Regions from separate parts of the Homo sapiens genome. Here region 1 is linked to region 2. A link is an interaction called in ENCODE POLR2A ChIA-PET data of the cell type or tissue named here. Cell type or tissue: Panc1. All regions are shown on one strand. Each heading gives the region's core, and the rest is flanking DNA. Links, peaks and the distances in the headings are about the cores only.

What was found. ChIA-PET counts read pairs that join two places held together with the same protein. Peaks named below come from ENCODE experiments on the same cell type or tissue, not always from the same donor. Only the 100,000 strongest peaks of a DNase experiment are listed, where the experiment ranks them.
Region 1: POLR2A ChIA-PET joins it to region 2 with 26 read pairs; 3 of 35 experiments call an interaction of 5 or more read pairs at or near these places.

What each region holds. Positions count from the first base shown.
Region 1 is chr10:112,899,944-112,908,277 of GRCh38, forward strand. It overlaps LINC02935 (long intergenic non-protein coding RNA 2935), which reads left to right. Exons shown (of 3, transcript XR_001747706.2): 2 at 6,034-6,270. Among named protein-coding and RNA genes, the nearest start is that of LINC02935, 13 kb to the left of the region's middle. RefSeq lists an enhancer at 1,321-1,821. In Panc1, for the core only: no CTCF peak of the experiment used is centred there; no DNase peak of the experiment used is centred there.
Region 2 is chr10:112,725,902-112,734,235 of GRCh38, forward strand. All of the region lies in intron 7 of VTI1A (vesicle transport through interaction with t-SNAREs 1A), which reads left to right. Among named protein-coding and RNA genes, the nearest start is that of MIR4295, 96 kb to the left of the region's middle. RefSeq lists an enhancer at 6,447-6,948. In Panc1, for the core only: no CTCF peak of the experiment used is centred there; no DNase peak of the experiment used is centred there; H3K27ac peaks cover 244 bases.

The sequences.
Region 1 (8,334 bases), core at 207-8,206, 170 kb after region 2:
AACTGCTTTGGGAGAGTTGTTGCCAGGATTAGACACAGTACATGTCAGGGGTCAGCAAACTATGGCGTGTGGGCCAAATCTAGCAGGTGCCTGTTTTTGTCTCTTTATATAAAGTTTTTAAAACAGCCACCCCCTTTGAATGACTGATTGTCCATGGCTGTTTGCATGCTACAACAGTGGAGCTGAGTAGCAGAGGCCCTGCAGCTCTCAAAGCCTAAGGTATTTACCTGTTAGACCTTTGCAGAAAATGTGGCTGACCCTGGGATATGTAAAGATGTAGCTTGGTGCTTCAGAAAAGTTCAAAATGTGGAGGAAGCAGTGGTTAGTGTCATTAATATCATCCCAGGCTATTCCACATCTTGTCCTTCATTCTTTAATCTGGAAAGTGTGACTCTTGCGTCCCTTGTGTATTTTGCTACTCATAGATCCTGCCTCCACTCACACTCTAAGTGCTGGTAATTACATTTGGGACAGGGGCTTTTCTATGCTCCTGAGTGTGCAGGAGATGCTAATGACAGCACCTCTTGCCCTTGTTAGGACTAGACAGGCCTCCACCCTAGGTGACAACCTATCTTTGACCCCTACTCTTCTCACCAGCCTACCCAGTCCACCTCCAAGGTCTGTGGACTTTTTTTTTTTTTTTTTTGAGACAGAGTCTTGGTCTTGTCTCCCAGGCTGGAGTGCAATAGTGCAATCTCGGCTCCCTGCAACCTCTGCCTCCCAGGCTCAAGCAATTCTCCTGCCTCAGCCTCCCAAGTAGGTGGGATTACAGACACCCACCATCTTGCCCGGCTAATTTTTTTTTCTTTTTCTTTTTTTGTATTTTTAGTGGAGATGGGGTTTCACCATGTTGGGCAGGCTGGTCTCGAACTCCTGACCTCAGGTGATCCGCCCACCTCAGCCTCCCAAAGTGCTAGGAATAGAGGCATGAGCCACTGTGCCCGGCTGGTGTGTGGACTTTAACTCCTTCACTGGGCTTAAGTGATTGGTGTCACAGAAGGAAAATGAGTTTTGGCATTAAACACGCTAGCATTTGTTTTTGGTTTTGCTTTTATTTCTTTATTTGAAATAGGGTCTCCCTCTGTCACCCAGACTGGAGTGCAGTAGCGTGATTGCAGCTTACCGCAGCCTCAACCTCCCAGGCTTCAGTGACCCTCCCACCTCAGCCGCCCAAGTAGCTGGGACTACAGGCAGGAGCCACCATGCTTGGCCAATTTTTGTATTTTTGTAGAGACAGTGTTTTACCATGTTGCCCAGGCTGGTCTCAAACTGCTGGGCTCAAGCGCTCCATCTGCCTTGGCCTCCCAAAGTGCTGGAAATACAGGCGTAAGCCACCGCACCCGGCCTAGACCTGCATTTGAATCCCAGTTTGGCTCCTTCTCCTCTCAGCAAGACCCTGGGCAGGTATGACCTTGATCAAACACGCCCCATATTCCCCTGGCTCACCTTCAAGGTCACCCGCCATTCCCTGTGCCTGCTGACAGTCTCCACCCTCAAGTGCCCAGGGTCTCCCCTTGGTTCCAAGAGAACTTGCTCAATCTTGAGTAGGGCAAGCAGAGTGCCCTAGATTTAACCCCTCCAGAGAAGGCATCCCCCAAAGAGGGCCAGAGGCTGTTGGCTAAGCATCTCAGCTTCCTCGTCCCTTTGGGGACAAGAGATGACACAAAGCACTGGTTCCTCGGAAGGCCCCCAGCAGGATGAAGCCTCAGTTGTCCATAACAGCACCTGCAATGTCTCTTCCTTCCCTGCTCCCTTACTGGTGCTTCCTGGGATCGCCTCCTGAATAAACTACCTGCTCCCAAATCCTCCCAAATGCTAAGCTCTATAAGCCTCAGTTTTCCCAATGGTAAAAGGGGTCTGGCAACATCCACCTCATAGGGTTGTTAATGAGTGAGACTATGTAATAATCCTTGCAGTGGAAAAATCCAGAGGTGCATCTGCTCTCTCCCTGAGCCCTTGTCTACTATGTGCTCTATGGAATGAGGTGGGTGTTTATGAAGTCTCATAATGTCATGACCACCATGGGTTAGTAGCCAGTGCACAAAGGCTAAGGTTTGGAGAATATGAGTTATATGCTTGCATCAGTACTTAGGTTCTTACTGGGGCTCCCGTGACAAATGAAAAATGGCTACTATAGAAAAGAAAGGAAATGGAAGTCTCCATCTTGGTGAGAAGACAAATACACTATTCATTTGTCAGAAAGATTTCAGGTCCTTTCAGAAGTAGCATGAAAGAGCAGAGAGTTTGAATCTTGGCCCCACCACCTAAAATAGCTGTGTAAATGTGAACAATTTACTTGATCTTGCTGAGCCTGTTTTCTGTATTGCAAAATTGTAATGAGAATTTAAATAATATCAGTAACCCCTTTGAGTAGAGGCAGTTCTATTGTGGGTAAGAAACGAATGATACGGTCTTTGCTTTCCAAGATCTTAGAATCTCACTGGGAGATAGGGCCAGGCAGGTGGCTCACACCTGTAATCCCAGCACCTTGGAAGGCCAAGGCGGGCGGATCACTTGAGGTCAGGAGTTTGAGACCAGCCTGGGCAACATAGTGAAACCCCTGTCTCTTCTAAAAATACAACAATTAGCCAGGCATGGTGGTGTGCACCTGTAATCCCAGTTACTAGGGAGGCTGAGGCAGGAGAATTGCTTGAACCCGCGAGGCAGAGGTTGCAGTGAGTTGAGATCATGCCACTGCACTCCAGCCTGGGCGACATGGCAAGACTCCATTTAAAAAAAAAAAAAAAGAATCTCATTGGGAGATAAGATCAGACACAGGAATAGCAGAAGCAGAGCATGACTGGATCCTTGGCCAGCAATATTTACTGAGCACCTACTATGCACTAGACATTGAAATGCAGGTGCTTGCTAGAAGTGGTCACAGGAGACTCTCCCTCTACCAGTATTCATCTTATAAGCCACCTTTCCTTCCTTCCTTCCTTCCTTCCTTCCTTCCTTCCTTCCTTCTTTCTTTTCTTCCTTCCTTCCCTTCTTTCCTTCTTCTTCCCTCCCTCCTTTCCTTCCTTTTCCTCTTCCTCCCTGTCTCCCTCCTTCCCTTCCTTCCTCACTTCTGTCTTCTCTTTCTTTTTCTCTTCTTTTCACCCATATTGTTTCATTCCTTCCTCTCTAAATCTGTTTTTCCCTCCTTCTCTGTCAGCACCATAGACCTCCAACCAGCGATGTTACTTGATCTCAGGGGAGCTGCAGGTCCAGACAATCCCAAGCCCTGGAGATCCCATCCATCCTTCAGGGTAAACTGGGAGCATCTTCTTCCACCCCCAGAGTATTTGAATTTGAATGGAAGGAGGAGCATCATAATCACTGAATGCATCAAATATCTCTGAGTCCCATTATATGTAAGGTTCTCTACAAATAGCAGTACGCTGGAACCAGCTCATACTAGCTTCTAGGAAACAATTATTAAGTTTTCAGGATTTTTTTCTTAAATTTATTCATTATTATTATTATTATTATTTGAGACAGAGTCTTGCTCTGTCAACCAGGCTGGAGTGCAATGGCGGGATCTCAGCTCACTGCAACCTCCACCTCCCAGGGTCAAGGGATTCTCCTGCCTTAGACTCCCAAGTAGCTGGGGTTACAGGCACACGCCACCACACCCGGCTAATTTTTTTGTATTTTTAGTAGAAATGGGGTTTCACCATGTTGGCCAGGCTGCTCTCAAGCTCCTGACCACAGGTGATCCACCTGCCTCAGCTTCCCAAAGTAGTGGGATTACAGGCGTGAGCCACTGTACCCGGCCTTTTAATTTATTTTTTATTTTTTGAGACAGTTTTCCTCTGTCATCCAGGCTGGAGTGCAATGGCACACTCTCAGCCCACTGCAACCCTTGCCTCCTGGGCTCAAGCAAATCTCATGCCTCAGCCTCCCGAGTAGCTGGGATTGCAGTCATGCACCACCATGCCTGGATAATTTTTGTATTTTTTAGTAGAGACAGGGTTCCACCATGTTGGCCAGGCTGGTCTCAAACTCCTGGCCTCAAGTGATCTGCCCACCTCAGCCTCCCAAAGTGCTGAGATTACAGGTATGAGCTATCATGGCCAGCAAGTTTTCAGGAATTTCTGAAGTGGCTGATGTCACATTGGTAGCTTGAAGTCAGCCATGATGGGACTATTTACACTACCGAAATTGGCAACTGCTACAAATCAGAAATGTATTTCCTCAGAGAGCCAGTTGTTAAACATTTACCAGCACACCACTGCATAAAATATAGGTTATACAAGAGAGACAGAGATGTGTAGAAACACACCCTGCCTTCAAGGAGCTACATAGGAGGTGAGATGATAACGATGTTGAGAATGTTGCTGATTTATAGCCAGGAAATGAAAGTTCAAGTTTCAGCTGAGTCACCCAGGGCAGGTCATTTTCTTTCTCTGGAACTCAGATTTCTGTTAAATGGGAATTATGGTAATATCTCCCTGCCTTTTTCACTGGGTTTTTGGGGAATTCACCAAAAATGATACACATGAAAGAAAACCCATTGGGGCCAGGCGCGATGGTTCATGCCTGTAATCCCAGCACTTTGAAAGGCTGAGGCGGGTGAATCACATGAGGTCAGGAGTTTGAGACCAGCCTAGCCAACATGGTGAAACCCCATCTCTACTAAAAATACAAAAAAATAACCAGGTGTAGTGGCATGCATCTGTAATCCCAGCTACTCAGGAGGCTGAGGCACAGGAATCGCTTGAACCTGGGAGGGAGAGGTTGCAGTGAGCTGAGATGGCACCACTGCACTCCAGACTGGGCAACAGAGTGAGACTGTGCCAAAAAAAAAAAAAAAAAAAAAAAGGCGGGGGGGGGTGGGTGTGGAATTATGTAACATCTCTCTGCCTTTCTCACTGGGTTATTAGGGAATTCACCAAAAATGATACATATGAAAGAAATCCCATTGGGATCTATACTGAGCTGTTCCAATCATAGAAACATCCAGAAGGAACAAGACTTCACCTGAGTGCCCCCAAGAAGGGATTTAACTACACACAGGACCACCCTGATGAACTATTAGAAGCCAAGAGAAGCAAAAATTGAGTTTTATGTCCCCTGGTTAGACTAGAAGCAGCTTGACAGCCGGGCCCTGTCTGCTATTTCTTTGTGCCCTTCACCAAGTATAACACAGGATTGTGATCCTAAGGAATAAACAGGTGGTTCAGGGAGGAGGCCTGGGGGCACCTGTGGTGAGTCTACCCGCAAAGGCTGTGCTATGAATGGAGGCAGAGATAGTTCTGTCTTTTCCAATCTACTGCAAAGAGGCTGTTGGGGCTGTGTGCAGGTATCTGAATGATGAAATGGAATGTCCTTGATGGATAAGGAGCAATAACTATTGCAAGCACATGACTTGGATTGGGATCTTTTTTAAAAATGTTAATCTAGGCTGGGTGCGGTGGCTCACGCCTGTAATCCCAGCACTTTGGGAGGCCAAGGCGGGCAGATCACGAGGTCAGGAGATCGAGACCATCCTGGCCAACATGGTGAAACCCCGTCTCTACTAAAAATACAAAAATTAGCTAGGCGTGGTGGCAGGCACCTGAAGTCCCAGCTACTTGGGAGGCTGAGACAGGAGAATCGCCTGAACCCAGGAGGTGGAGGTTGCAGTGAGCCGAGATCGTGCCACTGCACTCCAGCCTGGCGACACAGTGAGATTCTGTCTCAAAATAAAAAATAAAAAATTGTTAACCTAAAGAACAAGGTAAGGGTGACTCGCTTTGTACCCTGGGGGCTTCTCCTTGGGCAACTGGTGGAGCATCATCCTGAAGGTTTCCTCGTCAGCCAGTTGTCCCACTCACATTCTCCCAGCATCCCAGCCTTACCTCCTGCACCCTCCCTGTTATTCTTCCTCCCTCCATGACAGTCCAAGGCATTTACACTTGGAGCCACCCACTCTGTGCGTAATTATAGGAAAGTATTTGTATCTTTTTCTCTAATGATTTAATGGTCTGTCTTCCCAACCACACTGTAAAACCCTGGAGGGCATAGAATATTGTCAATTGTATCTGTTTCTCGTGTGCTTCTTATTAGTACCCTGGAAGTGCTCAGTACATCATATGAGCCAGAGTGCTGGCCAGGAATGAGACCACGCTTTGCCTGTTGGTCACCGCATCTCCAGGGAACTCAGAGGCATCTCCAGGAAACACCTGAATATGTGAGCTGGTTCCTTACAACAGTCCAATGAAGCAGAGGTGTGAGCAGATCCTTTTTACAGCTAAGGAAACTGAGGCACAAAGAGGTTGACAGCACACTTGCCCCAAAGCGCAGGTAAGCAGCAAAGCCAGAATGCAAAGTTTGGTCTATCTTAAAAACCCATGCTCTAGACTGGGCACAGTGGCTCACACCTATAATCCCAGCACTTTGTCAGGCCAAGGTGGGCGGATCACAAGGTCAGGAGTTTGAGACCAGCCTGACCAACATGGTGAAACCCCGTCTCTACCACAAATACAAAAATTAGCCGGGCGTGGTGGCATGTGCTTGTAGTCCCAGCTACTTGGGAGGCTGAGGCAGGAGAATCACTTGAACCCAGGAGGCGGAGGTTGTAATGAGCCGAGATCGCGCCACTGCACTCCAGCCTGGGTGACAGAGTGAGACTCTGTCTCAAAACAAACAAACAAACCCGTGGTCTTAACAACTATGTTATTAGGCAACACTGAGGAAAAGCTGTGAGTTTACTGAGTGAGTAGTACTATGGTGTTATCCCAACTTAGCCAATTGAAGAACCGAGGCAGTCAGTGGTTAAGACAACCTGCCCACGTTGTTGCAGGCACCCGGGACCTGCTGGGAAGGTCTTGGATGGTAGATCTCTGCAGAGAGTGTGAACTGCCAAGGGCTGCTGGGTCTAGAAGAGAGGGCCTGGAAGGTGTTGGAGTCTCGGATGAACAGCTCTCTAGTAAGGGCAGACAAGATGATGGTAGAAAGACTTTAGGCTCTGAAGGGTGCCTCCGTCCTCTTTGTAGGTTTGCCCTTAAACCCAGTGTGACTCGGTGCAAACCTCCATTTCAGGTCTGTTTTCCTTTCTTCCTTCCCTTTTGCTCATCCTCGTGCAGAGCCCAGGGTATTTTTGGTGTTTTGTTTTTTCACTTTCCCTCCTGCACTGTGTGACTGCGGCAGAATGTTCCGGGAACATCTAGTTAGAGATCACTTCGTGTGCTCCAAGGCCTGGGGACATGCTGTCCTCCTGGCCAGGCGGCCGCCAGGAACTGTTAATATGGCAGCAGCACTGGCCTCCCGGGGCTAAGGAGGCACTGAATGGGCCTGGCTCAGTCCCTCAGGACTACCCTGGAGGCTCTGTAGGCAGACCAGACACCAGGGTTACGTGGGGACTGCAAAACCCAGAGCAGGGGCCAAAGCTGAGATGAAGGCCAAAGCTCTGCCTTCAGATTCCACTTCTTCCCCAGCCAAAGTCAGCCCTGGGCTTCTCCTCAGCCTTCAGAAACAGCCACTGAGGCTCGACCAACTCTGGTGGCCTAGAACGTCTCAATCTGGTCCTCCTTGCAAGTGGCACTCTGCAGACCCACCAAGCTGGCATTCAGAGCTGCATTCCCAATAGAGACACCTCTCATCTCTTGATATTTCTAACCTGCCAGGCACTGTGCCAAGTACTTCCTATATAAGATTGCCAGATAAGGCTGGATGTGCTGGTTCATGCCTGTAATCCCAGCACTTTGGGAGGCCGAGGTGGGCGGATCACCTGAGGTCAGGAGTTCGAGACCAGCCTGACCAACGTGGAGAAACCGTGTCTCTACTAAAAAATAAAAATCAGCCGGGCATGGTGGCACATGCCTGTAATCCCAGCTACTCAGGAGACTGAGGCAGGAGAATCTCTGGAACCCAGGAAGTGGAGGTTACAGCGAACTGAGATAGCACCATTGCACTCCAGCCTGGGCAACAAGAGCGAGACTCTCTCTCAAAAAAAAAAAAAAAAACAGTTGCCAGATAAGATTCAGGACGTCCGTTCAATTTGATTTTTTTTAGTGTAAGCATGTCCCATGCAATATCATGTCCTGTGCAATATCTGGAACACACATAACTATAGCCAATCACTGTTACTAACACAGCTTTTTTTTCCTCCTTAAGAGGTAACTTAGTCACAGAGCTTCCAAGCAACGGAGCCAGGATTTGAACCCACAGAATTCTGACTCCAGAGTCTATGCTACAACCACTGTGCTATGTGGCCTCAAGGGTAGCCATATGTCATGATTAAGCCTGAAGTCTCTGAAGTCAGCCTGAAGTAACCGAACCTCTCTGCCTGAGTTTCCTCCTCTGTAATAGGGACAACAGTAGTGTCTGCCTCGAAGAGATGAGGACTGAATGAGTTCATACAGGTCG
Region 2 (8,334 bases), core at 86-8,085:
CTTTTAACATGATTCCACTAGTCTTTTCTGTCAGGATAAGATGCCATAGGCTCCTGGCCCAAACCTGGAAGCAACTATTTTTACAAGGAATCCTGATTCCTTTCCTTAGGAAATAGTATATAAAGACTTCAGTCTAGACACCAAGGGTAGATTTCCCCTGAAATGGTTATGTTTATGTTGGAGTGGTAACGCAGTCTTCCTTGGTATCTCATCGTCCTGCTGTCCGTAGGCATCTGGTTCCACCTGGATGCTCCCTCCCCACACAGTCTTATAATGGCCAGTGCTCCCTGTGATTCCACCTCCTTCTCCAACCAGATCCTGCTGCTTCTCTCAATGCCTTCATCCTCTCCTTCTAAATCAGATACCCCAGCTCATCTCTGGGCTTCTAAGACACCAGAGTGGGGAACACTTCTCTAATGTTGAAGAATAATGGTACCCTTTCTTACACAGACTATTTTTATGTTTTTATTTCTTGAAGGGAGTCAACCTCCTGTTGCTGTCCAAGCCGTCAGTAGACAAATTTAGTCTTGTTCTTAACCCAGAACAACCATGCTTTGAAACACCATGGAAACAGGCAGTCCTGGCCCCAGACCCAGGAAGGCTTCATAAAACCAACAATCCCCTCAGGTGTGTGTGTTTCCTAGGAAGCATGGGCAGTTGCAAGTTGAAATTCTTAACTAGGGTTGCCAGGTAATGAAAAAGTGTTAAGGAGTTAGTTTATCTTAACCATTTTGAGGCCACATACCTATTTGTACATTTGATGAAAACTATAGAACCTCTCTCTGGAAAAATGTACATATACACAAAATTTTACAGACAATTTCATGGGCTTCAAGGAGCTCAGGGTATCTTGGAGTTTCATTTGTTTTCATAGACTAGATCCTGATGTGCACTGGCTTGTTGGAGGCTGCAGGGTTTGGAGGTGAGTCTGAACAAGAAGGCATATAGCTGATACCGGGGGGTCAGTTTCAAATCACTCCACTCAACATTATTTATTCTTTGGTATAGAAGTACTCCTGGTGCCAGTCTATGAACTATTTGATGTCATTCCGTGACATCATAAATGTAGAAACTGAGAACAGGCATCTAAAAAAATTTATAGCAATTTGATGTGGTCACAACATGCAAGCATATGGTCCTTGGACTTGTCTCATTGAATAGGGTACAAAGCATTTTGGGTGCTGATGAGTTCACAAGGTGAGTTGCACGCAGTGGGAGCTGCATAGCAGTCATGCAAAAAGGCCCCCCCATCAGTTGTCAACAGGTTGGAAATTAAAAACCAAAGCACAAACTGGTCCTTCATTTCAGATAGTCTAAGAAGCAACAACATGAAACCCAGAGTACCTTTACTCACCCTACTACCTTGTTGTTTTAGCCTGTCTTTCTCCACTCTATACTTCTACAAAGTATACCTAGAACAAGGCATAGAGTTGGTATTCAGTAAATCTTTGCTGAAAGGTGAGCAGAGCAAAACTGTTGCCCAAAAGAAGAAACCACATTTATTCCCTAATGATACCCTGCAGGGAAAAAAAAAATTTTTTTTATAATTCCTAGGAAGTTGAAGCTACTTACATGAAAAAAATATGATAGGAAATAAATTATAAGCAGTCATTAACTTCACTGAATATTCTCATAGAATGTGAAATAAATAGAATAATCTTAAAGAGCTGGTCCTCACTGTGGAAGTTGTGAGGCTTTCGGGACGGTTTGTATTTCAGTGTACATGTTGTATGAATTAACAAGTCAGTAACAAATGTGATCCATTTACAGGGCAGAAAAACTAGAGTGGTCTCAAGTATAATGATAGTCACAGTGGGAAGAATATAATTTACTTAATTGACAGAATAAGAGTTTATTATAAATGAAAGGCAAACGAGATATGGTCATGCATTCTCTGCCTAGTTTTTCCCTTCTCTTACCCCTTTATGTCATCTCTTTCTGTCTTCCCTAAGGATCCAGAATTAGTAAAATCTGTTCTTTGAAAATCTTGCCTTTAAAAACTGGGCTTGTAGAAAGTTACCAGGCGGCCTGAGGACCGACCAACTTAAGGAGGGGTTTAATCCCAACCTCACAGCCCCTCTTCACCACCCCCATACCCAGTAGGGTCCATTCCACACCCCTAGCAGCACATCTGTGACACAGCAGGCTGCTGGGGGGACAGTCTGAACCCGAAGTCACCGGCTGTCTCACTAACCAGAGAAAGGGATTTTACCTCAGGAAAGTTTCTCAGGTTCTGTGGAACCAGTCCCTGCGTAAAGAGACAGGTTTCCTTCTTTCTTTTCTTCCCCCCACCCCCCTCAAAATGAGTGGATTCAGAAACATTATCTGCTAAAAGTAAAAGAAGAAAAATTGAGAATATGTTGCACAGCTGGTGAAATCAGTAGTAGAGGGTGTCTGGGTATGTGTTGCAAGAGTGACACCTGGTTTATGTTTATCAACAACTAAGTGAGCTATAAATTTTGTGGAAATAACTTTGCTTTTTAACATCCCTTTTGAACAACACAGGCCGTTTGCCCTATCTAATAAAAAGGAAACAGTTGTCCTGCTTACCATGCATGGGACATTGAAGGGATAAAGGAGCTTGTCCACAGTATGTGGGCCCAGAAATGCACAATAGCTAAAGTCTGATGTGACCTTTGTCTTTGCAAATAAAGAGACTGATAACCCAGGTGTCACCACCACATTTTTTAAACACATGCATCACAAAGGGCTCAGCTTAATGACTATTTTCAAGTACAAATGAATTTCCTGAAATGGAAGAAAAAAAATAGAATCATACTTGGGGGTAATTAGGGGCTCAGGCTACCCCTAGTGTTCTCGGACAATATCTAACAACAAATGTTCACTGCACCAATGCCCTGACTCCTGTATGGAGTTTTATGGTTATTGATAGTAGCATGATTATGGTAACCATTGTATGTACCAGGCATGGGGCTATGCATTTTATGTTAGTAGATTTTTTTTTAATCTGCACAATAGGCCTAAGAGATCAATGTTTTTATTATACCATTTTATAAGTAAGGAAACAACTAACTCAGATCATGCCCTCCGTAAGTGGCCGAGCTGGTCTCAGAACCAGGTCTAACTTCTCAGCCTTAACAACCATGATGCCTTTTAGGGGTTTTGGTTTGGGTGGTTTTGATTTTTTTTCTTAAAAGTTTAAAAAAATAGCCTTCTTTGCTCCTTGACTAAAAAGGTTCCAAACCACTTTTTACCCTAGAACTCATACAGGCCAACAGAGGGAATGGAAATTGGCCACAGCACTGTCACTGAAAGGTAATAATTAATGAAAAAGGTGTCACTTAAAGAGGCCAATGACCAAAAGTGTGTTTCTCTTGGATTAACTTTTCTAACACTCTTTAAATAATGTGTTGATAGCAGCAGAGACCAAAAAGAATGCAAACAGACCTGAACATTTTAAACCTCTGGGAATAAAAATATGAAAATAAAGATGTTTTCATAGCCCTAAACAACTTTTTGCACTTCTTTTTCTGTGGTAGTAATTGTGATGTTTACCACTTCTTGTGTGCCTTTTTTGTGCTAAGCAACATGCTTATTTTTTAATTATCAACAATCCCCACAAATAGGAACTGTCTCAATTTTACAGTTAAAGAAACTTAGACTCCATAAGGTTAAGAAGTTATAGCTCTGTGTAGAATCTTAGGAAGACTTTTCTCATTATGAAATAGACCACATGCGAAATATACAACAGAAGTAACAAGAAAAACACACGCAAATTGATGAGCACTTCCAAGAGATCTCTTACGAGGCACAAGCAGTGAAGGGTCAGCACCTCCTGTGGGCTGATCCATTGTTGTTGATGGGGATATGAAGCAATTGAAATACAGTCAGGTGGGCACTCCATTTTCAAATCAGCTGATTGCAGGCTGGACACCCTTGGTGTAATCTACAAAGACAGGGAAAAGGAAACCTGCGCCTCTTCAGCGCTCTAGTGGTACTGGCAAGTGTCATGTCTTGTGATCAGGAGAGTTCTACCAGCCCTCTTTGTGCGTAGCAAACCTGATACTCCCCAGAAAGTTCCACAGCCAAAGGCTGGGCATGCTGACCTCCAATCCAGGGGCCCCAACATCAGGACCTCTCTCCCCAGCAGCAACACCTGGATTGAGTTATTTCACTTCTCTGGAGCTGAATCTCACTGACCATAGAAGAGGGCATATTTCTCAGCAAAACAGCTGGAAAATTATGCTGGCCTTTTGTACAAGTCATGTTAAGCTCCTTCAAAGAATACATGAACAATCTGCATTATTTTAAAGGTGAAGATGGGCTTTTTAAGGGGGAGAGGTTACAGCTACCAGCAAACCAGAGATTTCCTCCATTCTGTGACCCTCCTTCCTCTGCATTCTTAAGGACTTGGCTAGAACCTGAGTTTTCCATTTCTCCTGGTGAGAATGTGTCTTCAGGAGCTTATTGATAATTCTGTCTTTCAGCACAACTTTGTAAAGTTGAAGTCCCTGCCAATTGATAGTCACCTTGTGGCGTGATCTTGTCAGTCCAAAAGAATAAAGATCTACCTTTACATTCATTTAGAGTGAGGGATGATGTACAGCCAGGATGCCTAAGTGTCACCTCCTGCAGTTCACTGACACATGGAGTCCCTTTGACAGGTGCCCGAGTTTCTTTTTCCTATGTATTACAACATCTACTTTTAGGATTTTTTTTTTAACCTCTTTCCCCCTTTCCTTCCTGTTCTTTCTTCCCTCTTTTTTCTTCTTTTTCCATCTCCTTGGCTTTTTAACTCTCTCCTCTTTTCTCTCTTTCCCTTTCCACTTTTCTTGTCAGCAGTTTATTCAACCACCGTATAATAAATCCAGTAAGTGATCATAAAAATACCAATCCCAATTGCAAAAATGGCAGCACAGCCTCAGCTTGGAAAAAAAATTTGGAAAAACAAACTGAAATCATCAAAGACTAAAGACCAGATACTAAAAAGATGGGATTTGCTGTGAGATATATTTTATAATAAAAATTCTGCTATAAAGAAGCATCTTTTTATTTTTTTCCTTGATAGTCTGAATAGTTTATACCTGATGCCAAGAAATTATATATAATTAGTCTGGGTAATATATAATTTCCATTTGATTATATATATTAAAGTGATTAAGGAACTTCAGTTTTTCACTAGTAAATATCTGCCTTCTTTGTTGCATTCTGGGTCTGTAATGACTGTTTATATCAAGGGTAGCACTCGTTCAGAACTGAAGGGAGCAAAAGTTGGAATGCTTTCACCAAGCTTGGTTGCCTGATGTCTATGAATCTGGGAGATAACATGAAGTTAGCTACATTTTGGGAAAAACTGAAGGGAGATTTCAGTCCAATTTCTTGAAACCACCATGTAGTTTTGCATGACTTCCCGTGAATAAACTCCATAAGGCCAGGCCCGGTGGCTCACGTCTGTAATCCCAAGACTTTGGGAGGCCAAGGCAGGTGGATCACCTGAGGTCAGGAGTTAAGACCAGCCTGCCCAACATGGCGAAACCCCATCTCTACTAAAAATACAAAAAAATTAGCCAGGCATGGTGGCAGGCACCTGTAATCCCAGCTACTCAGGAGGCTGAGGCAGGAGAATCGCTTGAACCTGGAAGGTGGAGGTTGCAGTGAGCCGAGATCGTGCCACTACACTCCAGCCTGGGCAACAAGAGTGAAACTCCATCTCAAAAAAAAAAAAAAAACTGCATAAAACAGCATACATGAGAAGGCATATTTTAGGAAGATTACTCAGTTAAGTATATGACATCACCAATATTTTTAATATTGCATAGAATGAAATGAAATTTTTGATGTCAGTTTTTAATTAATGACTTCTATTTGCCTTTTGTAGATTACTTTCATATGTTTATTCCACATATTTTATAGCAGTTTTTCTTTTTCCAATTAGAGGATAGATTTCATCCTTTATCTTTGCAGGTAGCTGATCCAAGACATTTTTATGTAAATGGATTAATTAATTAGTAGCCTTCATTTGAAACTTAAAAAGAAAATAATCCTTTTTGAGAGGCATTAACTATTTTTTAAAGCCACAAACAATTCTTTACTTAAGCACCTTGTCACACCATTAGAAATTATTTGACAGCATTAATCATAATAAAATGCATTACCCTTTACCGAATCACCTTTTTTTCAAGCTAATTAAAAGAATCCATTCCCTAGGAGACTGTACAGCAACTTCACTTGTAAAAATCACATTTTTGGGGAACTTAACAGTACATATTTATGAAACTTTTGAGCAAATGACATCACAAGTTTGATTACCTGTACAGCCTTTGTGAGAAGGCATCTAGCTACAGAGATGTGCTGGGTTCTAGGGAAGGCAGCTACATCTGGCCTTTTTTGAGAGCCTTTAAGCCTCTCTGCCTTCCAGCCTTAGGATTTATGCAAATCAGAAATCTTTGGCTGTCTCTACTTCCTGGCCAGGCCAGCATAATCCACTTCCTTTGGGTTCATGTGACCATGCAAATTTGAGCACTCCTGAATAGTCCCAGAGGGGCTGTGCCTCTCATTATTCCTGCCCCATTCTCTGTGCAGTGCAAGCATTCAGACTATGAATGGACAAGGGTTTAATTACTCACCACATCTGTCAGATCAGATTCAACTTCAGAATGAAGAGAATCCCAGACAAGCCCGGTCGTTTCTTTGCAATGTTCTTCATGGTCGAGGTCATCCAGCTCTGTCTTCTAGGGAATATTTTCCACTCCTTGTTTCATGACCTTCTGGAAAGCAGGGACTGTGGCTTTTGGAGATCCATTACTGGGCCTTTCACACTGTGTGTGGCCTTTACAAATGTTAATTAATCTTCCTGATGATGCACTGAGCATCAGGAAACCCTTTATTCCCCTTGGGCTACTGATGACCAATATGAATGCCAGAAAGTTTTTCTTACTGTTTCCTGACCCACATGCTTCTCTCTGGATGTACTTTGCTGCTTTTTCCCCTCCCTCTGATATGTTTTCACATGGCAGATTGACTGCTCACATTACTAGGTCAGCCAGAGTTGACACAGTAAAGGTGGATGGTCCCCAAGAAGAGAACATACCTCCAATTCCAAGGCTATCAGCCTTCCCAGCAAAACGTGCATAATAGCAGCTAGGAAGGAGTGTGTCCACTGGGGACCAGGTGATTCTGCTCAGTGCATGGGCACTAGCAGTCCTTCCCTTAGGTTTCTTTCCTTACTGGGATTATCTGGGTTTAAAAGGAGATTCCTGGCACGTTCAGCTCTGGAATACAAGGCTTTTTGGGCTGCCATGGTGTTTTTGGGTTTTGGTTTGATTTTTTATTTTTGGTTTGATTTTTTATTTTTTATTTTTTGCTTTGCTTTTATCGTTTTAAAATTGAAATTCATATGAAATTAACCATTTGAAAGTATAGCATGCAGTATATTTACAATGTTATGCAACCCTCATGTCTACCTAGTTCCAAAACATTTTCACCACCCCAAAAGGCAACCCCATGCCCATTAAACAGTTGCTTCCCATTCCCCCAGCCCCCGTCTCCGTGGATTTACCCACCCTGGATATTTCATACAAATAGAAGCACATAATATGTGACCTTTTGTGACTGGCTTCTTTCATTTAGCATGAAGTTTTTTAAGTTTGCCATAATGTTTTACTATGGCATTCTCTGGCGTAGTGGTGTTTATTATTTGGTCAAAGTTATTCATATGTTCTCTGTTTTGGGTAATGTCATCATCATCTATGGAAGTCTGAGAAACAGCTGGGTCCTCTCCCTTCTCTCACTCCTATTGTCTAATTGTTCTTTAAGTCCTGTGGATTCCACACTTGCAATACTGCTAGTCAGTTCTCATTTACATTATTTTATTTTATTTTATTTTATTTTATTTTATTTTATTTTATTTTAAGAGAGAGTTTTACACTTGTTGCCCAGGCTGGAGTGCAGTGGTGTGATCTCGGCTCACTGCAACCTCAGCCTCCTGGGTTCAAGTGATTCTCCTACCTCAGCCCAAGTAGCTGAGATTACAGGGGTGCACCACCACACCCAGCTAATTTTGTATTTTTAGTAGAGACAGGGTTTCACCATGTTGGTCAGACTGGTCTCGAACTCCTGACCTCAGGTGATTCACCCACCTCAGCCTCCCAAAGTGCTGGGATTACAGGCGTGAGCCACCGTGCCTGGCCTTCATTTACATTCTTACTGCTCCTGCCCCTTTCAAATGCTATTCCTTCCCCAGTTTGTCTTTCTCAAACGCAGACCCATCTGACCATGTCACTGCCCTTCTCAGTACTCTCCAGTGGCTCCTCCCACCTCAAAATAGGGTTCAAGCTCCTTACCAGCAGGCCAAGGCTGCCCACAATCTGTTCC